4 separate regions of the Mus musculus genome follow, and regions 1, 2 and 3 are each linked to region 4. The links are chromatin contacts, found by POLR2A ChIA-PET in ENCODE. All regions are on one chromosome and are shown on one strand. Each heading gives the region's core, a stretch centred on a gene start or an enhancer-like site at or near the end of the contact. The rest is flanking DNA. Distances are from core to core; before and after follow the strand shown. Region 1 holds the start of Sipa1 (signal-induced proliferation associated gene 1). Region 2 holds the start of Cdca5 (cell division cycle associated 5). Region 3 holds the start of Znhit2 (zinc finger, HIT domain containing 2). Region 4 holds the start of Neat1 (nuclear paraspeckle assembly transcript 1 (non-protein coding)).

Region 1 (6,771 bases), core at 105-2,604, 180 kb before region 4:
AAGGGGTCCCAGCACACAGGTTGAGAACTGCTGCTTCTGGACTTGTCAGAGCTGCACCTGCCTACTCTGCCCGTGTGCGTAGGAGTAAGGCAGCCTTGTGAGGGGAGACGGGAGAGGCTCAAGGTCTCACAGGATGTAAGGCTGAAACACCCAAGGCCCCAGGGACCTACTAAGTGCGGAAATGTGGTGAAGCTACACTAGGCAGGTGCAAAAGGTGTGAGAAGGCCGAGCCTACCTCGGCGTGAGCTAGGAATGGAGCCAACAGCTGGGGCAGGGGCAGGCCTCCATTAGTACTTTTTTTTGCATCATCCAGTGGCATCAAGGGGGCCAGGCTGGGAGGGGACAGGGAGCAGCTCCACGGTGCCCCTCAGCTGGGTCTCCAGAACCAAACAAGAGCAGACCTCCTCAGGGTCTTCCTGTCTGTCTGTCTGTCTTCTAGGATAAGCTCTGATGCTGCACTTCATGAGTTCTTTGAAGACTCCTTGGAAACTGAAAGGTGAAGCCAACTATGTCCGTGTGTGAACTGTGCAGGCCCCAGGTCCATAGACCAAGCTGTGGGCACAGACTGAGGCCGCAGTGCCGGGAGGAGCCCTGGGAATGTGTGCAGCCCAGTCCAGGAGCTCCCTCTTGTTCTGGCCCTGCCTTAAGGGGTGTACTTGGGCTCTGCCCCCCACCCCTCATCTTCACACAAGGTCCATTGAGGCCAGGACATTCCTTGCAGCCTGTGTCACTGAGGGGGGAAAAGGGGGGTGCCCCGCCCCCACAGATCCGGAAGGCCTGGCTGCCCCAGGAGGAGGCGCTGGATGCTTCCCAGCACATCTGGAGGTCGTGACCCTATTTCTGTTGCCAGGGAGTGCTGCAGATGTTTCCTCCCAGGCCAGACTCAGGATTGCAAAGGCTGGGAAAGAGGTCACACTGGGAAAAGGGGAGCCCCAGAATAGGGGGAGCCCCACACACTCAGCAGCAGGAGCAGCTGCCAGCATTGCTGAGAAAAGTCCAGAACCAATGAATCCACTCAGTGGAGCTCTGAATCTGCTCATGCAGAGGAGGGAGTGGGAGCTGCCAGCAGGAGACAGAACACTGGACGTGCTGACTCGGGGCTGGACTGGGGCAGGAGGTTGGGTGGGGTACGTGTAGCGAAAGCAGCCAATAGTCCCGTTCCTCCCCACACTACAAGGGTTCACGTCCAGGCTACTTTGTTGGGTATCCAGCCCGAACCTGGTGCCTCCCGATCCCTGATCCCGCCAGTACCTCTCGGGCTCAAGCTGGCCACCGCTGCCTTCCGCACCAAGGTCCCGCTGCCTGCTCACACCGCTCCCGGCGCCTCCGCTCCGCCTGGGGGCGGGGCCAGGATGGAGGCGGTACGTAGTGGAGGGGCGGGACTACCCGGGAGCTGTCTAAGGCGGGAAGCACAGTGGGTGGGGACCTCCGACAGGAACCTAGGCAGCCCCGGACAGCCTGAAGTTCTCTGTCCCAGCCTTCAGCTGCTCTTTTAACTCCCGGTCCTAGCCCAGTCAGTGACTTCACCGAGAAATGGGAACAAATGTACCTGCCTTCCAGACCAATTGGAGCGCTAGAGGCCACTTAGTGTCCTGCTGTGGCTCAGCAGACAGCAGGTATTAGGGCCAGAAACTATTTCACTCTTTAAGGGCTGGGCCAAGCTAGATAACTGATCTACACAGGCTACCATTTATGCAATGGCGAACACCATTAAATCCAGCACTCTGAAGGCAGAGGCAGGTGGATCTGAGGTCAAGGCCAGCCTGATGTACATAGGGAGTACATAGTAAGCCCCTGTCTCAAAAACGAAATAGAATCCTTTCTATTCACCTGTTATTTTCTTTAAGCTTGGAACAAATGAGGTTGAGCAGTCTTTGATCAAGATCAAGGCTGATGGATGTGTGAGCCACCTGGGCATAGAGGACTGCTTGAAAAGCAGAGGCTCAGCTCTCTCCTTTATCCTCTCACTTCTTTCTCCTCTTCCCTTTGTCTTTTCTCTCCTTTCTCTTTCTTCTTCTCTAGCCTTCCCCGTCCCCACACACTCTCTCTCTCTACCTTTTCTCTTCCCCCCTGCATTTCTATAATAAAGCTCTTAAACCATTAAAAAAAAAAAAAAAAAAAGAAAGGCAGAGGCAGGTGAGGAAGGCAGCCCATCCCACCTCATGTCTGCCTGGAGCCCAGCAGTCTGACCCCTTATCCCTCACACTCTTCTGACTTCAGCCTCCCTGCCTCCGGCACCTCTACCAACCTCACCTCGTCCCACAGAAAATAAAACTGCCAACCAAAATCAAAAATAGTGTTATTAATTTGGTGTCTCTGAAGCACAGAAAAAAAAAGAAAGAAAAATGACAAAAGAACGAATGAACCCACCCTTGCCACATATCGGGCCCCAGGTCCAGGCTAAGGAGGCCAGCCTTGGGGGCAGTGCAGGCCCCAGAGGCAAAGTCAGTCCTGGCCATGGGCTCCAATGAGGGACCAGCCCATGGGTTTGGCTCTTAGGGCCTGGCTAGGAGGCTGCTGCCTCAGTTTGGGATCCAGGCCACGGATCAGGGAGAGAAGTCTAGGTCACTGAGTTGTGACACTGAAGTAGCCAGATATCAGGGTGCAGACACCAGAGCCAAAGCCAATCAGTTCTGTAGTCCAGCAGAGTCCGAGTTACTGAGTCCCGGGATGCGATCCAGCAGAGGCCAGGCTGACTCCTCAGTACTGATGCTCCAGCAAGGGCTGGGCAGCCGGGCTCTCGCGTTCCTCAGCAGGGACAGGCCAGTCACCTGGGGCACCGGAGGGTGTGCAACCCTCAGGAATACTGCTGTCCAAGCAAGGAAGGTCCTGGGTGGTTCTGGCAGGTGAGGCCTCAGAGCTGACATCAGGACTGAGGCTGAGGTCTAGAGGGGCCTATGGGAGAGAAGACAGACAGATGAGCAGACAAACCGACCTGAGAACTCCTGGGGTCGTCTTCTTCCACAGGCTCCTTACCTGAGATTTGGGGGTGCCTCCTTTGGGGCTCCCTGAGGCTGGCTCCCCATCAGGTCCTCCCAGTCCCTTCCGACCCCCCAGACTCCACTTCCCACTGGGTCCCTCAGAATTGAGGAGAGCAGGGCCAGAAGGTCTTGAGGGCCGGGGACCCTCAGTGGGAGCAGGTGAAGCAGGGGGTGGTCCAGGGAGCCGAGGGGGAGGCCACTGCAGCAGAGGAGGGGGCCGCCCATCACCAGAGCCACTGAGGGAAGGCCGTGGTCCCCAGCTAGGACCTGGTGGGAGGGGCTGCTCACTGCTGCCTGTAGGAAACAGATAAGAGCAGAGAGCTCGGCTGGGCCGCAGTCTCACCCACAGGCTCAGTCCAGCTTTGCCCGCTTACCTGCTGCATTTTCAGGCGTAGGGTGTGCCAAGGGCGGATGATTGCTGAGGGAGGTCAGGCCGCCACCCCCACCACAGTCCGAGTCATCCACATTCCCTCCGCTATTACAGCCAGCGCCACAGCCCTTATGAAGTCTGGGTGGAGAAGCGGGAGACGCGTGAGGGGTCCAGGGCGAGGCATTGCGAGCCCTACAGAAACATCTGAGTCCCAGGAGTCTCATCTCTTGAGAGATCCTGCTGCCTAGTTTATAGTCTTTTAAATACTAAAGCCCGCTCTAGGGGAAAGAGGGTCTCTCTGGGAGAAGGGCCCAAGCTCACTGACTGCAGGACTTTGTCTCTGTGACCTTGGAGGAAGCTGCTTCATCTCCGTGCTCCTGCTCCCTGAATCCCAGAGCATTGGGCCCTAAGAAAGCTTCCCAAGTTAGGGGACAGCCAGGGCTCACCTCTCCCAGCTGCGCAAGAGCCATCGGGCAATGGCACCCAGGCTGACAGGACCACCCCACAGCGCCCGCAGTTGGGGGTGGCTACCAGCCAGAGATGTGGTAAGAGGTGACACGTAGATGGGATATCCCAGTGGCTGGTCGCAGGAGGAATTGATCATGTTGCGGAGTGCCTGCTTGGCATTCTGGATGCTGCCGCGCTCAGGGTTGCGGTTGCGCAGGAACACCAGCTCTTGTTGCTGCCCAGCCCACAGCCCACGCACACACTCTCGGTTTACCTGTGGAGGGCCACACCAAAGGTCAGGGCAGCGACACCAAGGAGGGGCACGGGCTGCGGGATGGAGTAAGACCATCTGCCCCACCTTGATGACTCGGAAGCTGAGGTGGCGCCTGTTGAGCATGATGATCTTGTACTCGTCAGAAGCGTCGTCCATGACATGGCGCAGCGCCAGCAGGGAGGGGGTGTTGCTGAGGATGGCACTGCGCCAGGCAGGGTCCCCCTCATGTGAGATGACTAGCCGCTCCTCATTGGCCGCGATGGCGTCATACAGGGCTGCTGGTTCCTCATACTCATCAGGAGATGTGAAATGGTCCTGGTTGGAGGAGAGGACAGAAGTCAGGGACCGCTGTCTTGGGGAAGGCGTCATCTCCCACCTGCCTCTTACTCTGCCTGGCGCATCCCTCCTACCTGGTGAAGCTTGAGGGCCATGCGAACCCCAGGGGCTACCACTCGGTGAAGCAGATCCATGTCGGCAAAGACCCACTCGTCACGGGGAGAGGTGATGCGGAAGTCCCCCTTGAACAGGGCGTGCAGGCCATAGAGGAAGGGCTCCAGGCTGGGTGGGGAGAAGGCATGAGCAACAGGGAGAGCCAGGAGAAGCTTGTCTCTTCCCCACAGAACAGCGCAAGGGCAGGCGAGGCCGGGGCTGCAGAGGCTCTCATCCCTGTGAGAGGAGTGCACCAACGGGCTGTGGGGCTCTTCTGCTGCCTGTGGGCACTCACCTGGCAGACATACTGTGTGACGCTGTTCCCAGGGCCCGGCGACCCAGCACACACAGGCCAAAGCACAGTGTAACCAACGGTGAATTCCAGTCCTGGTCCACGGGCTATGACACAAAGACCCCAGTCAGCACAGCTCAGTGTGGGACTGGAGTCCAGACTGAGAGTCACCCAGTGTGAAGGGAGTGACCAAGAGTCTGGGGTAGGGCAGACCTAAGGGACAGGTAGCTGACCTGGCTGCGCCGAGAGGCACAGTACTGGATCCACTCGAGGTGGACAGCGCAGAAGGATGGCAGGGAGAGGCCAGACAACCGGAGGTCGTAGTCCTCGTCAACACTCAGTGAGAAGGTGGGGTCCGAGTCTGCGTAACCAAGGGCTCGCACAGGCCGGAGGGCAGCGGCGATGCCCTCATGGTTCAGCCAGGTCTCTAGCTTTGGAGAGCGGCTCACATAGTAGATGATGCTCTGGGAGAGGAGGGTAGGTGTCAGGGGCAACTCCATCCCAAAACCCCAGCAGTGGGGAGAACACACTCCAGCCTGAGCCACAATGTGATGCCGCTTCTGCAGCGCAGCCGAGCTCTCGGAAGCTAAGTAGGTAAGTAAGCGCTTCCTCTCCAGGGACAAAGTGTGAGAACCAGCATGAAGCACCCCACTTACAGAGTGGCCCTGCACTTGGCAGCAGGATCTGCTTCTTGTCCTCTTCTTGCCATCCCTAGAACCCAGCCCATCTGTAAGGGGAACGGAGGCTCACACAGACGACAGTCTTGCCCAGTGTCACACAGGTGAGCAAACAGGGCTAGAATGGAAGGATACTGTGCAGCATCCACACCTCGGGGCCAGGAATGTCGGCTCAAACAGCACGCTACCCACAAACCAGGGAGCCTGCCTGGCCTGAGTCACAGGTCCCTTTAGGCAAATTACTATGACAGACATAAGACCTTCTCTGAAAAAAGCCAGAGGCATACACTTTGTATCAAAAGGCAGAGTGTCACCTGTTCTTAGGGGGCCTTGCTGGTGTTTAAACCGGGGTTGGGTAAGTGGAGAGCAGCTCTGGGGAGAGGGGTATCTGGCAAAGTTAGGACAGCAGTGGGTAGACAACAAGATTATGGGGTTCCATGTACCTCCCTGACCTGAAGCTGATAGGGTTGGCCCTCTCCCTGGCTAAGTGGTGGAGAAACCCAGGCTGAGGAGGGTAGTGTAGCTGTCCACGTACAGAGAGTGCCCAGGCAATAGGGACAGCGGAGTGACTGTGGTGGGACACTGAGTGGCTAAAAGCCTGGGCAAAATGGCCAGGGTACAGCTAGGAAGAGCTAATAATGCCCAAACAGATGTGTGCTCCACGGAGTGGATGGCTTCATGGCAGCACGTGGTGCAGTGTGTGTGTGTGTGTGTGTGTGTGTGTTGGGGGCGGAGTGTGTCCTTCAACTCCCTACACAGATGTGGCCTTGGCAGCAGTCAATGAAGAAGTCTGGTGAGAGCTGGCTGCTGACTTAGGGCTTACTAAAAGGAAGGCACAGGAATATATGATCTCTGGTCTCCAGACTGACCTTCCTGCTAGAGAGCATCTCTGAAATCCAGGCACCACCACAGCCAAGAAAATCAAAAAAGCACTGTTTCTGGGTCAGGGGGAGCTGACCTGGAATGTGTTGATGAGTTACTTTTTAACACTGTCATTGTATTCTATGACACGCCCTCTGTGTGAGTCTCAGTGCAAGGCTTTCTAGGAAGAGCTCCTGAATGGACACTCTCTGTAGTTGTTTGCCTGGGTACACGTCACTGGCCATGAACGAGGCTCAGGACCACGCTGCTTTCCTGCATGAGGCTCACTGCCTGTAAGAAGCCTCAGCTGACTCGTCAGCTGTGGTGGGGCCATCACACAGGGCCCACCTTTCCTAAGGTTCACTAAAGGATGCAAGCAAGATAACATGCAAAAACTGAATACCTCAAGGATGGGGCTTGGCTGCAGGTGGTTGGGAGCT
Region 2 (6,400 bases), core at 1,432-3,931, 240 kb after region 4:
TCAGAGAAGTCTGAGGAATTGAGGGGCTCGGGCTCTGGGCTTATCACCTCATCGATCTGCAGAAAGGAATCTCCGTCAGCAGTCTGCCCACTCCTGCTGCTAACCCATCCAATCTGCCTCAGGAGAGGTCAGCACAAACAGATGGTCAGACAGACAGAGAGACTCTCACCAGAGGGAGGCCCAGTCCTGCCCGGGCCCAGTTGACTGTGGCTAGCTTTTCTCTCAGTGCTGAAGCCACTGGGCCAGCGAGGTTGGCTGGGGGGAAGATGGGGCCATTACAGCTGGGGCACTGGTAGCCTGCAGGCGCTGTGTTTCGTGGTAGCTGGGCAGCACGTTCATTGATACAGGCCCAATGAAAGAGATCTTGGGACCCATGAAATAAAAAAGGACAGACATGAGAGAGGCAAGTCTTCGAGCTCTTATCCTTGGTCTAGCAATCCCATACCCCCAAGGCCCAGCTCACTGCAGGAATGGATTGTGGATATATGTGCTGATGCCCAGGGCCATTCCTTTTCTCCCTACTCCGGGTCCCTAAGGCTTCTTGCAAATGCCACTGAACCAAAGCAAGGTAGAGTCTACCCATGTGACCAGCCCATGAGAAGGTGTGACTGGGAAGGAAGAAAATACCTTCCACCCTTTCAAGAGTCTTCTCTGGCCTAAAATCACACTCCTTGGGCTAATGACTACACAACAATAGTTTCAGGCTGGCAGTGCCTAATCCTAGCACTTGGGAGGTGGAGGCAGGAGTAAGATTTCAAGGTCAGCCCCACAATCCCAGTCTCAAACAAAACAAAACAAAACAAACCTACATACAAGAACACTATCAGGAAAGCTTCCCAGACACTGATACATGCAGATATCCAGAGGCAAATACACAGTGCTTATAAATACACAAGCAAACTTGAGAGCCATTCCCTCAAAGTACACTAGTAGTCATACATGTACACATCTGTAACACATATCCCCTAACACTCCCCACCTTCATGTCATCATGCATCCCATGGGATATGTGCTCACAAACACTCATCACCCATCTACTCACCCACAAGTACTAACCAACACATACATCTGTATGAGTGGACACATAATTTCACATGGAGAAATTCAGGTGGAGCTGCCCCCTTTTGGACCAGCACCTTGAACAAGCTAAGCTGAGGCTTTTTTTTATACTAGGCTCTGACTACCGACTCCCAGCAAACTGTAACATGGATAGCTTCCTCTGGGTACAGTATCGGGGTCAGTAACATCCCCTAAAGTGGATCTTTCTCCCAGCCACAGCTCATAGTCATCTCTAGCTCTCCCAGACTGGCAGAGCAGGAAGGAGAAGCTCTAACTTTCAGGGAAGATTCTAAGGCCTACGAAGAGAAAAGGCTTGCTGAGGCTTTATAAAACAGGACGGTACCTAAAGGAATCAGGATCTGAGGCTCTGACCTCCACGCTTGAGGGACTCACTGTCTTGCTTCTTGAAAGATGCTATCAAACCTGTATCCAAGCTGGATCCTGGGGCTGCCCTGACCCCTTCCCAGGCCTCACCATAGCAAACAAGACGGGTGGTCTCCCGACTGGCCAGGGGTGTGTTGCACAGGCGGCAATTGGGGTTGTAGTCACTATCTTGTAGCCACTGCAAGTAGGACTGCACGATGCACTGGAGTGGGAGAGAGATGTCACAACTGGTGCCCCAGGCTCCACGATGCACACACCACTCCAAGGCTCAAATGCCTCGTTTTCTCTCATCAGACTCATCATTTCATCTGTTCCATTTATTGAGTGACCATTTATTGAGCAGCTACTGAAGGCATAGCAGAGCGCATCACACCCCATGTTCTTGCCCTTGTGGAGCTTACAGTCTAGCATAGGTCCCCACATGGATTTAGAAGTAGGCAATCTTGTCTGCCCACCCACCCGCCCTGCTCAGACACTGCTCTAAACGCCCCACCTTGGCGTGATTGGCTACTAGGCAGTGCTCGCAGACGTTAACTCGGTGTTCGAAGCAGAACAGGTTCGTCACCTTCCTCTTGGGGCACTTGCAAAGTCCCATGACCGATCCTGGAGGGTGTGGTGGGGTGAAATCAGTTAGCAGGAAGCCAGGTTTTGGTGGCTGCCAGTTTGTTTTCACCAACCCAGTTCTCTTCTTTTAAATCTCTCAGTCCCGTCTCACACCAGTCCCAACACCAAATTCTAGCATAATGCCTTAGCATGGGTAAAGCCACGTCTCCTGTACAGATCGTACCACAAACGACCGACCCTTCATTCCATCAAGACCCAGGAAGGCCCTCGCCAGATCTCTGCACAGCTCCAATACCACCAGCCCCGCCCCCAAGACCCACCCCCTCTTGACCCGCCCCCAGCTGGCCGACCACATTCTGGATGTCCGCGAACCTCCGCGATGCCGATCGTGACCGGTGCGTACGGTAATGAAAAGCGCGGAAGGCCGGGGACTGAGCTCACCAACTCCGGTAGCTGCAGCTCCGCTCCCTTCAGGTCCGGCCTGATTATCCCTCCGCTGCCACGTCTCTTCCGGGTGCGGCGCACGCTGATGACGCCACAGCGCCGCAGGATACGCCTCTGCCTTTTGCTAGCTAGACGTAAAGCCTGTGACAACAAAAGCGGATGGTCCGCCTCCGGCCTGTGTCACTTCCGCTTTCTCGCTAGCAAGGCGGGCAATTTGAACGTTTGAAGCAGCAAAGTTCCCGGTTGGCGCGAGCCTGAGTAGGCGACCGCGGCGGAGACTGAGCCCGACCGTACACATGGCGGAGCGGCGAACACGATCAGGAGGGGCTGCCCAGCGGTCTGGTGAGCACGGGAGCAGTGGAGCGGGGTTGTTTGGGGAACAAAACTTGGCTCCCGGTGGAAGACGCCCCAAAGGGGTAGTTGGAAAACGACTTTTGCTTTTCCGAACTCGTCAAGCATCTTGTTTCGTTTGTTTGTCGCCTTTTCTTCGAGCAAAGTTTTGCTCACCATCAAACGTGTTTTCCTTTCCAGGGCCCAGGACTTCACTTACTAAGCCTTCGAAGTCGTCCAAGCGGAAATCTGGCTCAGATCTCCCGAACTCGTTCTCTGAAATCTGGCCGAGGGTGAGTTCCTGGTCCCCCAGGTGTTGGGGTTGGGTTTGTGCGCTGCGTATTCAGATGCTAATTTCTATGCCTAGGTATCCTTAGTCCGGCTAACTAGCACCTCCGGGCTCACTGTTGTTTTTTTTTTTTTAAATCATCTCTGATTGGTTGATAAAGAGCTGATCAGCCTATGGCTGGGCAGGAGAGGACAGAGGAGGCGGGACATCAGCGCCCATTGAGGCGTCCGGAAGAGTCTAGGGAGAGAGAAGTGGGAGAGGGGGAGGCGCGGAGAGAGCAGGTGGTTTCACTCTAAGGTCAAGAGGAGGGAGAGAGCAGTCATGAGGGCACACATGGACCAGATTGAGTCAGAGTAAGACTGAGATTCAGGTAGAGGACCGTGTGACTGGTAGATAGGCAGCCTGAGAGGGTTAGAGTAGCTCAGAACCTGCCCAACATAGTGCCAGCAGCCTTTGAATAACAGCTCTGTGTCCTTTACTCAGGAGGTAGTGGCGTTGGGGGGAAGAAATGCCCTGCAGTTATTTGGGAGCAAGGGAGTCAAAAAACTCCCGCCCAATGCTTCCACAGTTGGTGCCCAACATGGTGCAAGAACTTACAAACTTAGAACCAGGCTTAGAGGCTGAGAAGTCTTGGATAGAAGATAAGGAAAACTTTTCTCAGCAACACCCCCAAAGTACTTTTTTTTTTTTTCCTCGAGACAACGTTTCTCTGTATAGCCCTGGCTGTCCTGGAACTCACTTACTTAGTAGACCTGGCCGGCTTCGAACTCAAAGATCCACCTTCCTCTGCCTCCCAAGTGCTGGGATTAAAGGCGTGCACCACCACTGCCCGGCTCCCAAAGTACTTTTACACTGACCTAGAGGGCTTTGAACTATTGTAAAGCTCATGGATAATACTTTCTTTTACCCCCCCCAGACAACTCCAGCGGTCCCAGTCAGAAAGGCCATCGTCTTGAAGAAGATCGTAGCTCATGCAGTAGAGGTGAGGGGCTGAGAGAAGGCTTTGGGAGTGAGATGTCAAAACTGGGCTTAGCTATTGATTGATCAGTTGATGTCATCCCTACAGGTCCCAGATGTCCACACGGTTCGAAGAAGTCCTAGGGTGAGTTCAGTTCTGTTTATTTCTGTTTATTTGTGTAGGATTTACCCTTAGAGGGTAGGCATACACTTCTACCCAGGCAACTGCTTCATGGCTTGTCAGTTTAGGTCTCAGTGTATAACACTGTTTCCTGAACTGGAAGTTACGGTAGACCAGACTGGCCTCAAATTCATAGAGATCCACCTGCACCAGTCTCTGCAGATAGATTCAAATCTTAGAGATGGGCATGCTACCAGGACTGACTGTAGTTACCAGTCTTGTTTCCTGCCTATGGGTGTCATTCATTTCTTTTTTTTTTTGGGTTTTTTTGTTTTGTTTTGTTTTGTTCCCCAGAGCTGAAAACCACTGAGCTAAATCCCCAACCCCAACCCCTCATTTCTAGTTCTTTATGCTCTGAACATTCTCACTATTTTTCTTAAAAAGTTATGGTTTAACCACTGGGCTTCTGTAGACTGTTTTGCCACTGTTTTGTTGTGATGTTGTGATGGCGCACGCCTTTAGTCGCAAGATTTGGGAGGCAGAGGCAGGCGGATCTCGGAGTTTTAGGCCAGCCTGGTCCACAGAGTGATAAGGTTGTTTTGCTGAGTGTTTATTTATGTTTTGTTTGTTTGTTTGTTTGTTTTATGGTTATAGAATGAGTTATGTGTAGGGGCTGGAAAGATGGTTCTGGGTAAAAGCAGTTTTCAGATTCCATCAGATGGACCCTACACACCTACAGCTTCAGTTTGAGAGTATCCAACGCCCTCTTCCGGACACATGCATACGCAGTGTAAAAGGTGCTGGGTGCTGGTGCACACCTTTAATTCCAGCACTCAGAAGGCAGAGGCAAGTGGATCTCTTTTGACTTATAGGCTAGCTTGGTCTACAGAGTGAGTTCCAAGACAGCCAGGGTTACCTGTGGCCAAGCCTGGCCCTGAATTTAGTATGTGCGTAAAGCTGGTTTTGAATTCCTGATTTTTCAATCTCCCAAGTGTACCCAGTGGTGCTTTGCTCTCTGACCAGGGTTGTGTTGCTGGCTGGCTTTGGTACTCTTCCTGCCTGGTATTTCTCAGTGTCCTGGGAATTGCAGACGTGAGGCAAATTGCCAGTTTGATTTGTTATTCTGATGTGTGTGGTGCTGGAGATCTATCCCAGGGCAGTACTAAGCAGGTACCCTGCTGTTGAGATAATCCCAGCCATCTTGTGATGGTGGAGGTGGGTTTTCAAGTCCTAGAACTTGCTTTGAAGACCAGGCAGGCCTCAAACTCACCGAGATTCAACCCCCACCCTAGTGCTAGGGTTAAAGGCATGCACTACCCCACCTAGCTTCCCAACCAGCTTTTAACCAAAGTACTGACATAATAAAGCCGAAGTATTGTAGAAAGGTTTCTCTGTGAATGACGTCATTGGAGTCCTAGGACCAATGAGGAGAGTTAAGATGGTGAAGGCCCAACTAAGATGGTGGTGGCCCCGGTGTGGTGGCGCACGCCTAAAATCCCAGCACTCGGGAGGCAGAGGCAGGCGGATTTCTGAGTTCAAGGCCAGCCTGGTCTACAAAGTGAGCTCCGGGACAGCCAGGGCTATACAGAGAAACCCTGTCTCGAAAAAACAACAACAACAAAACAACAACAACAAAAAAAAGAACACAGTGAGGAACACTCGGGGTCAGAAGACAGAATCAGCTGGGTGGTGGCAGTGGTGGTGCACACCTTTATTCCTGCACTTGGGGGGCAGAGGCAGAAGGATCTCTGAGTTGCAGGCCAGCCAGGGCTGCAGAACAAAATTCTCCAGAGCTTATGGCCAGGAAATCTCTGATGACTTCCTTGTATTAGAGCACAGTGCCCCTCCCTGAGTTTGTCCTTTGACGAGTTTACTAGGTCTTCAGCTCTTGAAAAGTAGTTGCCATGTTTCACGTCCACTCTGAGCCTGCAGTGTGCAGGGCTCTGCTGGACGTGTGGGCTTTGACAGTGATCAGGCGGTGTCCTGACCCTCAGCTCACCTGTCTGGATGGGTGAATGACGTAACAGACCAACTGCAGACAGCTAGAGTGTGGTCCTAGGTAAAAGACAGCGTTGGGATGGTAGGGTTGCAGAGGGGCTGGGCTGCGCTGGGCTGGGCTGGATCTCAGGTATGGAGAGCCTCCCTGGGGAGGAGCTGTGTGACCTGAGTGGGGTGTGAAGAACCAGTACCTTAGCCTCAAGTGCATATGTCAGGTTAAGCTTTTGCTCTTGACAGCTGTGCCATGGCTCCAC
Region 3 (6,888 bases), core at 1,303-3,802, 220 kb after region 4:
TTCTAGGGACTTTAGATCGTAGTGATAGTTAAGTCTGGTTTTCAGTATCCCCACTAAAACCTGGTGGTAGGGAGGCAGTGACGCAATCGGATCACTGTGAATTCCAGGCCAACCAGGGCTACACAGAGGAGCTCTGTCTAGGAAAAAAGCAAAAGGAAAGTAATAATAATTAAAGTCTTGTTATTAGGTTCTCAGTGTGCTCCTCCTGTCTTTGCTCTGTGTGTAGAATGTTAGCTAAGAGTATGGATTGGTTTTTAGAGTCCTTGCCTTAGTATCTGTCAGCTCTCAGCACTGCACAAACTGGTTGTGACTTGAAGTGGAAGACAAGACGTGGACAGCTATGTTGTGACCCTGTCTCTAAGCCTGTGCAACTTTCATTCTTTGTTGGGCCCAACTTGTCATTAAAAAGCTCAAGAGTTGAGGGAGGAAGAGTTGCTCTGGGCGTGACCTTGCTACTTAACCTGATCCCTTTCCCCACCCCTAACACAGGTAAAGTTCACGGTTCCCTGGCTCGGGCTGGAAAAGTGAGAGGTCAGACTCCCAAGGTGAGTGATTGGTGTTTGGACTTTGTTTCTTTCTATCACAGCCAAGTGAAGGCCTTTGGATTTCCCGTCTGTGTTCTCTTATGGAGAGAAGCTGGTGGGCAGGCATGGGAGAGGTCACCCAGGGTCTGATCAGTCCTTCCTTTCCTCAGGTGGCCAAACAGGAAAAGAAGAAGAAGAAGACAGGCCGGGCCAAGAGGCGAATGCAGTACAACCGGCGCTTTGTCAATGTTGTGCCCACCTTTGGGAAGAAGAAGGGCCCCAATGCCAATTCCTAAGTCCTATTGCCACCCTGCCATGCTAATAAAGCCACTGTGTCCAGACTTCTTATGTTTTCTTCATTTGTAAGGCTGTGACTAGAGGCTAGCAAAGTGCCTTGGTCTCAAGTAGGAAAAAAAGGGGGGGGGCAGTGGTGGGGCACGCCTTTAATCCCAGCACTTGGGAGGCTGAGGCAGGTGGATTTATGAGTTGGAGGCCAGCCTGGTCTACAAAGTGAGTTCCAGGACAGCCAGGGCTACACAGAGAAGCCCTGTCTTGAAAAACAAAACAAAAAAACAAGGAATCCTTAGAAGATCACAGAGGATGTGTTTACTGAAAGGATAGCTGAGCCGAAATACAGAAATGTGACAAGTGGTATTGGAAAGGTACAGATTCTATGGGCTCTGCCAGACAGCTTTTGGGTTTGTGTTGGTTCACTTTCCATTATGACGGCACTAGTGTTTTTGTTACAGGCATGCCCTATAGATGATCCACTAAGGCAGATCACCCATCTACCCCTCTATAGACCTCATAATGCTTAACAATACAAACTAAATTTCAACACAACTTGAGGGAAAACATTGTTTTTTTTTTTTTGTTTGTTTTTTAAGATTTATTTATTTATTATATGTAAGTACACTGTAGCTGTCCTCAGACACTCCAGAAGGAGTCAGATCTCATTACAGATGGTTGTGAGCCACCATGTGGTTTCTGGGATTTGAACTCGGGACCTTTGGAAGAGCAATCGGGTGCTCTTACCCACTGAGCCATCTCACCAGCCCACATTGTTGGTTTTTAAAAGAGATTTATTTATTATATGTAAGTACACTGTAGCTGACTTCAGACACCTCAGAAGAGGGCATCAGATCTCATTATGGATGGTTGTGAGCCACCATGTGGTTACTGGGATTTGAACTCAGGACCTCTGGAAGTAGTCAGTGCTCTTAACTGCTAAGCCATCTTTCCAGCCCCTCGTTATCGTTTTGTTGTTTTTTGTTTGTTTGTTTGTTTGATTCAGGGTCTCACATAGGCCCAGGCTGGCCTCAATTTGATATGCTTACGTGTTACGTATTTTGAGCTCCAGATTTGTTAAACATGTCGGGTTTATTCATTTATTTTTGTCTGTTATTATTATCAATAATATTTTTTCGAGACAGGGTTTCTCTGTGTAGCCCTGGCTGTCCTGGAACTCACTCTGTAGACCAGGCTGGCCTCGTAACTCAAAAATCCGCCTGCCTCAGCCTCCCAAGTGCTGGGATTAAAGGCGTGCGCCACCACTGTCCGGCCTGTTGTTATTATTTTGTTGGCCTTTTCTTTTTTCAAGATAGAGCATGACTATGTAGCTGTATCCTGGAAAGCACTGACTACAGGAACTCACAGAAATCAGACTACCTTTGCCAACGCTGGGATTAAAAGCGTATGCCACTACGCCCTGCTAAGACCCTGGTGTGTTGTTTGGTGGTGGTGGTGGTTAGTTTTGTTATTTAAAAGGTAGTTTATTTTTGTACAATTTGGTACAACCATAAAGAACAAACTGGGATTAGCGACATGATTTTCCCAAATTCGGCGAGCAAACCTGTTCCTTTGGAAGAGTTTGGACGACTTCTGCGCTTGCTCAAAGAAGTACTGGAGACACGAAAGTTACCGAGAAGTTTCGGAAATGTGCGGAAAGGAGGCCACGCCCGCCAACCACCCCCACACATAAAGGCGGAAATAACCAAAGAAGCGCCGGAAGTGGCGGAGCTGATACGGGACAGGCGGCACCAGTTTCCATGGAGCCCGCTGGGCTCTGCGGCTTCTGCCCGGCCGGGGAAGCGCTGCCTGCGCGCTACACCTGCCCGCGCTGCAATGCTCCCTACTGCTCGCTGCGCTGCTACCGGGCGCACGGCGCCTGCGCCGAAGACTTTTACCGCGACCAAGTGCTGCGAGAGCTCCGTGGCCGAAGCGCTTCGCCCAGCCGTCTGGCGGGCGCGTTACGCCGGCTGCGCGAACAACGCGAGGCCGAGGATGAGCCCGAGGAAGCAGGCCTCGGGCCCGGGGCGCGGCCGGGCGGCCTTTCTGGACTTTGGGAACGTTTAACGCCGGCTGAGAAGGCGGCGTTCGAGCGGCTGCTGAGCCGTGGCGAAGCCGGACGCCTTCTGCCTCCGTGGCGGCCCTGGTGGTGGGGCCGCGGCACCGGCCCACGTTTGCTGGAGGAGCTGGATCATGCCGCGAACAGAGATCTTGCGGAGCCGGAGCCCGCCCCTGCGAGGACCGCGCTGCAATCTGGGGATGATGCCGCTGCCGCAGAGCCATTTGCTGAAGACTCCTGTGCCGCCAGACCGCTAGCATTGCCTGCTCGCATCCCAGCACTGGCCAGTCTGAGCCGCAGCCCGGCATCGCCGCTGGTGCGCTTCCAGCTGCCCAACGTGCTGTTCGCCTACGCTCATACTCTCGCCCTGTATCATGGAGGGGACGACGACGCGCTACTCTCTGACTTCTGTGCCACCCTGCTCGATGTTTCTGGGGCCCTGGGAGCCCAGCAAGTCTTTGGCTCTACAGAGGAAGCCCTGCAGGCCGCAGCCCACGTACTGGAAGCGGGCGAGCACCCACCTGGGCCCCTGGGTACGCGGGGTGCTATGCAAGAAGTTGCCCGAATCCTGCTGGGCGAGGGTCCAGTCAATCAGAAAGGCTACACTCTGACAGCACTGGGGCACCTAGCTCAGACCCTGGGACGAGCCCGGAAGCAGGCTGTGATTGGTGGAGAGCGAGATCGACTTTACCGGGCTCGGAAGAAGTGCCAGTTCCTGCTGGCTTGGACCAACGAAAACGAGGCTGCCCTCACACCCCTGGCGCTAGACTGTGCCAGAGCCCACCGAGCCCATGCTGTGACAGCTGAGGAGATGGCAACGCTTACTGGAGAGTTAGAACGGCTTTGGGGAGGCCCAGTGCCACCCACTCCAAGGACTCTCATTGAGGAACTCCCTGGCTGAACTGGGTATCCATGTCATTAATAAAGATGTGTCTGGTCTGCCCGAATGTCAGCAGTGCCTTTTCCGTAAAGATAGTGCCCTGTCCTAGGCTTCTCTTGAAGTTACTGTGTAGTTGAGGATGACCCTGGAACTTTGATCTGTCACCCACCTGGACAGTGAGAGGTTACAGGGGTTAACCACCTTGCTAATGTACACAGTGCTGAATAGCCGAGGCGTCCTGTGTGCTACACAAGCACTCTATAACTGAACTACATCACATCCCCCAGGCCTGAGGTGCCCAGTTGTCTCTCCTCGTCAGACTTTTGGACCCACAAACCACTTCTAAGCTTTCCTTAGTCAACTAGTCACCCCCAAGCCTCAAGTCACTGGCCCCAGGATAGAAGAAAAACACAGGAAAGGTTGAAAACATTTATTCAACAGGGAAAAATACTTTCCTTCTGGAAGCAGTGGCTTCCTCTTGCTTTCAACCTCTTAGGTGGACCTGCTTCAGTAGACATAGGGTATGATTCGGTAAGGCACACGCTTGCAGTACTCCTGCCAGGCACGGCCATACTTTTGGAGGCACTGCTGCTCATCTCTGGCCTCGCGGTGCACCAGCAGTGCAGTGAAGTAGAGGACGTAGAAGTAGGGCAGCAGATGGGATAGCCCTGGAGGGAAGGGACCCATGGGATAGCCCTGGAGGGAAGGGACCCATGGGATAGCCCTGGAGGGAAGGGACCCATGGGATAGCCCTGGTGGGAAGGGGCTGCATGATCAGGCACTAGCACCCATTTCATATAAAAGCTTTCACAGCTGATGGCACACAGGGTGTCGGGTCATAGGTTTTGTGTCCACCTCCATTAACTGATTAGTCAGTCCTCCCACCAGGCACACCGACCTACTCCAAAACCCACTCACCACAGGGCAAAGACCATGCCAGAGCCATGATGAGATCTCCCAGGTAGTTGGGGTGTCGAACCATACCCCACCACCCAGACACCAGCAGCTGCCTCCCCGTGGCAGTCGGGATGGTCTCAAGACCTAGAAATACAGCTAATGAAACGGAACCACAGAGCCTTCCTGGTTCATCTCACCCATAACCTCTAAGAGACCCAGCTTACCAGCCACGCTGGGGTCAGAAGGATTCTTCCTGAATGTGTTTTTCTGGGAGTTGGCCCCTCGGAAGATGTAGTAACCAATAACTGAGGGAAGGTACGGTACGAGCAGGTGGTGAGGTAGGAGTCCCAGCCTTTTGCCTAACCCTGACCAAAGCCTGTCCAAATCCCAGGCTCTGCTATGATACCCAGGAGCTGGCTTCCAGCTTTAGAGAAGCGTCAGAGCCTAGGCCCTACCTGAGGGGTACTGAATAAAGCATGAATAGAAGGGGAAGGGGAAATGAAGGGCCCTCCTACTGACCCTTAAGGAGGCAGATGAGCAAGGCCATGGGCAACCCCAGAGGCTGTGGATGGTACAACAGGAACTGGGCCTGCAGGCTGTAGGTGAATGGTACCCAAGCTAGATCTCCAAAGACCAGCATGAAGCCAAAACCATCATGTATTATGTCCATGGTGGTGAGGACAGACTCCTGCAGGAACATGACCCAGATACTGGCTTAGTCCAGATGACATCCTCAAGATCCCCTGCTTGCCTCTTGCTCTCCAATCCAGTCTCACCTCATACCAGAGGGCATCACCCACATACAGCAACTGGAAGCCATTGACCAGCCACATAGCCAGGGAAGGACTCCCCCGAAGCTCTGCCTCCTGCATCAGCAGGGCCAGGTTAATGAAAACCTAAAGGAAGTGAGGACAGGGCCATTGTCTGAAGTGGAGCATCTGGGTAGAACAGTGCCGACCTCGCCCTCCTTCCAGCTGCCCGCTCACATGTTGAATGGATCCAGGTCGTGTACTCGAGACACACTGGATTGCGACTCTGCCTTGACTTAAAACTCCTGCCTTGGAATCTGAGCTTTATCACTTGGGCAGAATATGTCTCTTTGCTAAAACTCACGTCCCCACTGCCATATGGAAACAGGAGTAATCAGGGCCCCGCCTTGAGTTCTTGTTGGAACACTAATATGTTTGTAGAGCTAAGAATTGGCTTATTATGAACCTAAATTTTGTACCCTCTTCCTCCTCCTCCTCCCTTTTTTTTTTTTTTTTTTTTCCGAGACAGGGTTTCTCTGTATAGTCTTGGCTGTCCTGGAACTCACTTTGTAGACCAGGCTGGCCTCGAACTCAGAAATCCACCTGTCTCTGCCTCCCAAGTGCTGGGATTAAAGGCGTGCGACACCACCACCTGGCCCCCCTCCTCCTCCTCCTTTTTGTCATCTTCTTTATAAGTCAGAGTTTGGGGCTGGAGAGATGACCTCTTCCAAAGGTCATGAGTTTAATTCCCAGCAACCACATGGTGGTTCACAACCATCCATAACAAGTTCTGTCGCCCTCTTCTAGAGTGTCTAAAGATAGCTACAGTGTACTTTAATAAATAAATAAATATTTTTTTAAAAGGGGTGGGCTGGAGAGATGGCTCAGTGGATAAGAGCACTGACTGCTCTTCCAAAGATCATGAGCTCAATTCCCAGTAACCACATGGTGGCTCACAACCATCTGTAAAGAGATCTGATGCCCTCTTCTGGTGTGTCTGGAAACAGCTACAGTGTACTCATATAAATCAAATACATCTTTAAAAAATATAAATAAGTCAGGGTTTCTTTGTGTATCCCTCGCTGTCCTGAAACTTTTTCTGTAGACCAGGCTAGCTTCGAACTCAGAGATCCACCTGTCTCTGCCAAAGTGCTGGATTAAGGGTGTGCACCACCACTGCCTGGCTTTAGACTCTCTTTCTAGTAGCTCCAGTGGCCTGAATAGTGTAGTTTCTTCAGTAATACTGATGTGGTATTTTCTTGAGAGAGAGAGTGAGAGAGAGAGAGAGAGAGAGAGAGAGAGAGAGTTTCACTAAGTAGCTTTGGTTGATTTGGAACCATATAGACCAGGCTGGCCTTGAACTCACAGAGATCTGCCTGCTATTGCCTCTGGAGTGCTGGGATCAAAGGCATGCCCTACTACACCCAGCCCTCACAGGAAATTGTAGAAGAAAATTTCATTCAATCCTGTTTTATGAGTGAGAAAATAACC
Region 4 (6,194 bases), core at 723-3,222:
CTGTCATCTGAGCAGGGCTGTGAACCCAGGCCAGCCTGGTATACACAGCCAGGCCCTAAGTCATAAAAGCTAATGAACAAAAGGGGCCAGAACCACTGTTGCCACTCAACCACCCAGTATCAAATCCACACCCTGGGAGAGACCATTCCCAGGGACCACTTCGGGCCCACGGATCCCTTTTAGTCCAGAAGACGTCCCAAAGCCCAAATTAGATACGGCATCTACCAAGTCGGCAGAATTTGTGGCTAACTTGCGCCTTCCCACTGTTAAACCACAAACCCTACCCATTTTACAACCAGCTCCATCTAAGGAAGATTCCTCCACACCAGTCATTTACAACCCAACAGCTTTCCCCAACACCCACAAGTTTTCAGTTAAGAATCCCTCTGACCAATGCAGAGGCAGGCAGGCTGCAGAAGCAGGGAAGGTGGGCGAGGTCACTGGGGTCCCGATCTACAGTGCAGCACGCTGCGCAGACGTTAAAGTGTCCTACACCTTACGCAATCTTCTCGAGGCCAAGTTCGCAGCACAGAACTACAAAGGCTGGATGGAGGCTTGTTTAGAAGATGCAGCAGTCGAACGCCTCTACCCCCATGAAAAAGGGTGCCTGCTGCCATTCATGCATCCGCAAAGAATGATGCTCCCAGAACAAGACATTCATCTGGAACATTCACAGCCGACGGCCCCTCCGGCTGGAAGCACCTGCCCACCCCCTACAAGCTGACTTCAACGATGGCCTCCTGAGCACAGGGCTTCCTGAGAAAGGCCTGGACCCAGGGCAGGGACGCGCTTCCTAAGCCTCTGGAATTCACTGTGTAGGCGTCAACCGAGGCCGCTGTCTCCTCCAGGGTGAGCCCTCCTGCACTGCTACGACTCACACTGGCAGGGGCTCCATATCTCCTGGTGCCATCTGCTTGCCATGGTGAACACTATAGTGATAAACCACGTCCATGAAGCATTTGGGTGACCGGAAACATGGCTGTGAGCCCACCCCAGGGTCCACACTCACGTCCCGCCCTCTGTGAATCAACACCATCCCTCCCCGCCCAGTCAGGGTGTCCTCCACCTTTACCAAAATGCCGTGCCCAAGACTCCAGCACCGACTCTACATCCTCCACAGGCTTACCGGACGACCCAGGGGCAAGGTTTTAAGTGACCCCTTAACCTCAGAGTGAGGGGCAAGAGTAGGGAAGAGTGAGACCACAGAAGAGGAAGCACGGAACCTAGGCAAAGTCCAGAGAGGGCACTGCTATCTGAAAAATAAAGTTGTGATTAATGTGGCCCCAAGACTTGCGCCTTCAATCTCCATGGTCCCCGCCTGGCAGACCTGACAGTAAAAACAACTTGTCTCTGCAGCCTCCTCCGGCCTCCCCTCGCACCCCGAAGTGGGTGCAGACAGGCCACACCCAAATTACATACCACCCTGGGCCAGAGCTGTCCGCCCAGCGAAGCTAAGTCCACCTTCCATAAGACCAGGCCTCATCCCCAGGTGGGTTCACAACCCCTTATCTGGAAAAAAAGGGGTCTGCTGGTTTTGTCAAGATCAAAGGCGACCTCCACTACGCACCTAGTCCTGCCCCACTGCCTGTCCTCTATGATTTCCGGGGCCTTCAAGGGCCCCCAGTCCACCCGTCTCCATCAACTGCTGCTCTGCCACTCAAGTTAGGACACTGCCCCCATGTAGGCCTGTGAAACTTGTGCCCTCCTGGACGTCAAGTGCCAGCAGACAGCAGGGATAGCCTGGTCTTGAAAGCTGCTGGTTCTTTGTGGATTGTTAAAGGCGCTTTGGAAGCTGCCTTCCACACGTCCACTGTCCCAAAATCTAGTCTCCTTTATACTTAGCCCCGCTTCTCCTCGCACCCCCATCCTAGTGGCTGCCTCTAATTCTGCCACCTCTCTCATCTGAGCCCTGAACTGGCCACTGCCTCCCCACCACTAGCCCCAAGAGCGAGCCCTCCTTGTCACTAACTCCTACAGGTGGAGGTTACAACTTTTGCTTTTATACTCTTGTGTCGCGTCACCCAAACACTGCTAAACGGAACGATTCCTCCACGGGCACTTAAAAAAAAGTTCCTCCCCGACCTAGCCACAGAGCCAAAGGAGCCCACGAGGGGCGGGTCATGGCCTCCGTCAACCGCCACTCCCTCAGATTGCTCAATGATCCTTTTCTGCTCCTAGCGGTGCGTCACAGGATGAAGGGCATATCCAAAGATGATATTTGGGCGGTGAACACCACCGGGGATAAGTAAGTCCCCTTTGCTGCTGAAGGGTAGGGTCAGCTGTTGGGGAAGAGGGTCACACCGAATGTCAGCGCTGAAGGAAAAGTACACGGGTCGCCTCAGGTCACCACGCCCCGACGAGGTCCGAAAGTAGGGCCGGCAGAAAGCCTGGAAAATTCCACTCGGTGGCGGAGGGATCTCTGCGGTGGCGCGTCAGGCGGTAGGGGTGGGGGGGTTGGGGCGGGACCGGGCGCGTGACTTCTCGGGCGTTGCCGCCGCCTGCTCGCAGGGTGACGTCAGTGCGGGCAGCAGCAGGGTGGGGGTGGGGAAGAACTATCCCAGCAGCTTGGGTGGAATGCTTAATTGCGTCTAAGGTTAATTAAATTGCGGGAAAGGTGGTTGCAAGCTATGATAAAGCAAGACTTTTGTATGGTACACATGCATATAGAATGAATGTGTGTATGTAATGTTTATGGTTGAAGAGCGCCCAGTACAGTTAAGTGATTTTAGAAAACATTTTTGCTTTTGGGTGTGGTATAGTGAGAAAAAATATTTTTAAGCTGCATTTCTCTGCGACAGTGTATGGTGGAGTTCAAGGCGTGGGTTTAATGACCACTGGGGGAGCCAGGCTGGCTGTCTACTTGGGGTGGGGTCCAGCACAGGTCCAAAAGCAAACGTTGTCCACAAACAAGGGCTTAGTGAGGGTTTTGAAAAGGGGAATTGTCACCGCCCATGTCAGTGAGGAGCTCGGACAGTCTGACAACCCCCCACCCCCACCCCACCCCGCCATGAAGCATCTACTCAGCTCTTCTGCCACCTGCCTCCACATCCCCCCCCCCCCATACTCCCCAAAATAAAAAAGCTGGTTCAAGCACGCAGAATGAAAAAGGCAGCTGGCAGAATTAACTGCCCGGAAGTCTCCTCCCAGGCTCGACACCCACTCTACAAACAAAACCACCCAGTGACAACAGGCTCCCTTAGCAACCCGGAGGAGGGAAGGAGGGGGTTGTTTTCCGGCCTCTAGCATATGGAATCTGCAAGCAAGGCCCGGCCTAGACTGCACCCTCCCGTTCCCGGAAAACTGGTGACTCTCTCTCTCATGTGACCAGCACAGAGGGTGATTATGTGGCAAGTGCTGGCTTGCTCACCGGTTCTTATGCCACGTAGATTCCTGCGCCTCACCCTTCTCCAAGGGCTAACCTAATCAGCCTTTTATTTATCTTTCTTTCTTTTTAATTCCAGAAAGGGTCTCATTTTGTCTCATACTGGCCTGTACTTCTTGGCTCATCCTCCTGCCTCAACCTTTTTAGTGCTGGGATTACATTACCACTATGTCCGCCTGGCATCAGTTCCAAGTGTCGGTGGTGGGTGGCGGTGACTGCCTGCAAGAACAGGGAGTTGCTTGTTAAAATGTTCTAGAATGCCAGGAGGCGGCTATGAAAGCAGGAGGGAGGGAGGGGCTCCCTGTGGCGGGCCTAGCCTGTGGAGTCAGTCTTTTCTGACTTTGAGGTGCTTAGGCAATTGTTCAACCACCTTCAATTTCCCTTCATATTATTCTTCAGTCCCAGGAACAGCTTTTGAGACTTTTTTTTTTTTGAATTAGTAGGAACAGGGTTAATTGGTAACACACCAAGCCTAGGGCTGTGTAAAGCTAGGTCGCCTGGTCACGCACAGATGAAGCATTTGTGTGCTCACAAGTCTGCAGCAGCCCAGGGACTGTCTCCAGTTCTCAAGGGCAAGATGGCAGTGTCAGAGGCTCCTGGCCTTCAAGGACAGTTTTCTTTGGAAACAATGTATTTGAGGGGAGAGGTGAGGAGGCCTTAGGGCCGAGGCTGTGCCCACCCTTCGCTGGTGGACATACCCAGAGTTTCTTCCTTCACACAGAGGACCTCCATCCCACTGAAGGACTAGGGCAGAGCAGCAACTCCCCCAATCAAAAAAGCTGTTCCAGGAGATTGTGGTAAACAGGTCTGTGGGTGGGGCTGAGGGGTGACAGCCAGAGGAGCCTGCCTGGTTTCTAAGGCATGCCCCTTCCCAGCTATGGGATTCTGGGATGGAGGGCAAAGAGCAAAATGGGGTTCTCTTTGTGATGTCCGATTAAAGGGGGAGCACGCTCCAATTTCTTTCTCAGGGACCTGGCAGCCCCCCACTGGCCTCATCTTCTTTGGAAGTCAGCTCAGCCCTGTTGTTTCCAGACCCAGGCAGACTCAGAATTTCCTACAAAATCTCTTGGAATAGAGAGAAGGGACGAAGTGCCCTAAAGGCAGGGCCATGCCAGTATTGCTACCACAAGAGAATATTCTGGAACTCCAGCCCCCATCCTCCATGGATCCAGTTTCTAGGCTGTAGTGTTTTTAGGTTCCCTTGTGCTTCTCCTGGTGCCAGAGGCCCCTCTGCCCGGGCTCCTTCACACTGAGCCCTGAGACATGCGGGTCAGGAAACTGCACAGTCACTGCGCATTGGCAGGAAGCCTTCCCATCCGCACTCACTGCCCTGGCAGGAGCTGGAACCGATAAAGAAGCCCTGCCCCAAATTTGCCAGGCTCTTCTGGTGGGAAGGGGCCCATCTCTCACCCTTCCCCCACTGTTGCAAAAATCTGGAAGTGAACTCTTTTTATGAAAACAGATCTCACCCAGTGGCTCCCTGTCTCCCTACAATCATAAGCTCTTGTAGGCCAGGGCTGCAAAGTCACCTCTCAAGGGAGCTCTAGCAATAAGTCAGTCTGTCCCATCCCTCCCCCAACTTGATTTGTGGGGGCAGGGTTTCTGTCTAGTGTGTCCTAGATCTCTGAGCCCACAGCTCTGGCAAGACGTGGGCACCAGCGTGGATGACTTCAGCTTATATTTTCTAAAGGTCACTCTGAATCCTGCGGGCTCTTGGTAAATATTTGTGGACTGACTCAAACAAGGAGCTCAGCTCTGCTGCAGTGCATGTGAGCCCGAGGACTGGGGTGGTGGCGGCGGCGGCGGGTCGGAGGGTGCTCTGAGGACCAGATGTAAGCAGAAGGGATTTGAGGGGGTGTCCTCAGACAGCAGGAGGGTGCTCAGGTGTGGACCCCTGCCTTTCCTGGGCATTAGGTGGGCTCTGTGTGCTTCTTGTCTCAGAAGCCTTTGGCTGGTGTCCTGGGCGTGTGAAGAACTTCAGCCAGACTTCAGGCCGTGACTTGCAGAATGCAACAGAGATGGTATCAGCCCCCATCCAAAGCTCCCAGGGCTGTGTTTCTGATTTATCCCCGTACTTTGCTGAGCACTTAGCCTGGCCCTGGCCCTAGGGTCTTGGATTCCCGGCTTCTTTGTCCCTCCCCTTCCCGGACCTTTCCCTGAGCTCACCTTTCTGACACCATTTCCTCTTTTCTCAGCCCCCAGTTCTCTGTGCCCAGAGGTGCTCTGGCAGGAGGTAGGAACTGTAGCCCAGCAGACAGGCTTCGTTTACCCTGGGGGTTCAGTAACCTCCATGACCCCTCTGGTGCTTGCTCACAAACGGCCCTGCTTCCTATAGTCCTTGAATTGCATGTCCTTTCCCAGCCTCCCCCCTAGGAACCAGTTCCTGTAGGGCCATCTGCTGGTGTCGTATTTCCCTTCCCCCTCCTCTGGGACCAGCACACAGGTCACTCTTCAATGAGAACATCCTCAGGCTAGGACCTGCTTGCCACCACAGGGACCCCAGCTTGCTCCACACGGGCTCACTAGGCTGTCCTTGAGCCTTCTACAACCTGGCTTTGGTCTGAGTGCCATCCTTGAGCAATCACAGAGGTTGGCCCGGCTTCTGCCAGCTGCACAGTGGGTGGCGTGACACCCCCTTGCTGATCTTGACCTTGTATAGGAGGGCCGTGCTCATTGGCTTAGGGTGTCTGTGACCATTACTGAAACCACCCAAATGCCTGTGACCTGGCAGGTGGCAGGAAACCGAGAGGTCTTAGAGACCTCTTTAGTCTTTCTGTTGTAAATCGTATTTATGTAAAATAATTTAAACTGG

What was found. ChIA-PET counts read pairs that join two places held with the same protein, here RNA polymerase II (POLR2A).
Region 1: POLR2A ChIA-PET joins it to region 4 with 12 read pairs in Patski. The contact joins the promoter of Sipa1 here to the promoter of Neat1 in region 4. POLR2A ChIA-PET finds 5 or more read pairs at or near these places in 3 of 5 experiments (Patski and embryonic stem cell).
Region 2: POLR2A ChIA-PET joins it to region 4 with 24 read pairs in embryonic stem cell. The contact joins the promoter of Cdca5 here to the promoter of Neat1 in region 4. POLR2A ChIA-PET finds 5 or more read pairs at or near these places in 4 of 5 experiments (Patski and embryonic stem cell).
Region 3: POLR2A ChIA-PET joins it to region 4 with 10 read pairs in Patski. The contact joins the promoter of Znhit2 here to the promoter of Neat1 in region 4. POLR2A ChIA-PET finds 5 or more read pairs at or near these places in 3 of 5 experiments (Patski and embryonic stem cell).

The regions. Positions count from the first base shown.
Region 1 is chr19:5,662,353-5,669,123 of GRCm38, forward strand. It overlaps Sipa1 (signal-induced proliferation associated gene 1), which reads right to left and starts at 1,355. Exons shown (of 17, transcript NM_001164480.1): 1 at 1,252-1,355. Pcnx3 (pecanex homolog 3) reads right to left here. Exons shown (of 35, transcript NM_144868.3): 28 at 5,027-5,257; 29 at 4,797-4,900; 30 at 4,483-4,630; 31 at 4,157-4,387; 32 at 3,798-4,072; 33 at 3,356-3,489; 34 at 2,977-3,275; 35 at 2,283-2,895. The coding sequence ends at 2,701.
Region 2 is chr19:6,082,416-6,088,815 of GRCm38, forward strand. It overlaps Cdca5 (cell division cycle associated 5), which reads left to right and starts at 2,682. Exons shown (of 6, transcript NM_026410.3): 1 at 2,682-2,793; 2 at 2,983-3,074; 3 at 3,987-4,052; 4 at 4,137-4,172. The coding sequence starts at 2,748. Zfpl1 (zinc finger like protein 1) reads right to left here and starts at 2,560. Exons shown (of 8, transcript NM_024231.3): 1 at 2,449-2,560; 2 at 1,937-2,046; 3 at 1,534-1,645; 4 at 170-363; 5 at 1-56. The coding sequence starts at 2,038.
Region 3 is chr19:6,058,655-6,065,542 of GRCm38, forward strand. Znhit2 (zinc finger, HIT domain containing 2) reads left to right here and starts at 2,553. Exons shown (of 1, transcript NM_013859.2): 1 at 2,553-3,814. The coding sequence starts at 2,573. The coding sequence ends at 3,772. It overlaps Fau (Finkel-Biskis-Reilly murine sarcoma virus (FBR-MuSV) ubiquitously expressed (fox derived)), which reads left to right. Exons shown (of 5, transcript NM_007990.4): 4 at 490-545; 5 at 695-870. The coding sequence ends at 820. It overlaps Tm7sf2 (transmembrane 7 superfamily member 2), which reads right to left. Exons shown (of 10, transcript NM_028454.2): 6 at 5,425-5,544; 7 at 5,168-5,336; 8 at 4,873-4,953; 9 at 4,670-4,792; 10 at 4,167-4,419. The coding sequence ends at 4,259.
Region 4 is chr19:5,843,506-5,849,699 of GRCm38, forward strand. It overlaps Neat1 (nuclear paraspeckle assembly transcript 1 (non-protein coding)), which reads right to left and starts at 1,973. Exons shown (of 1, transcript NR_131212.1): 1 at 1-1,973.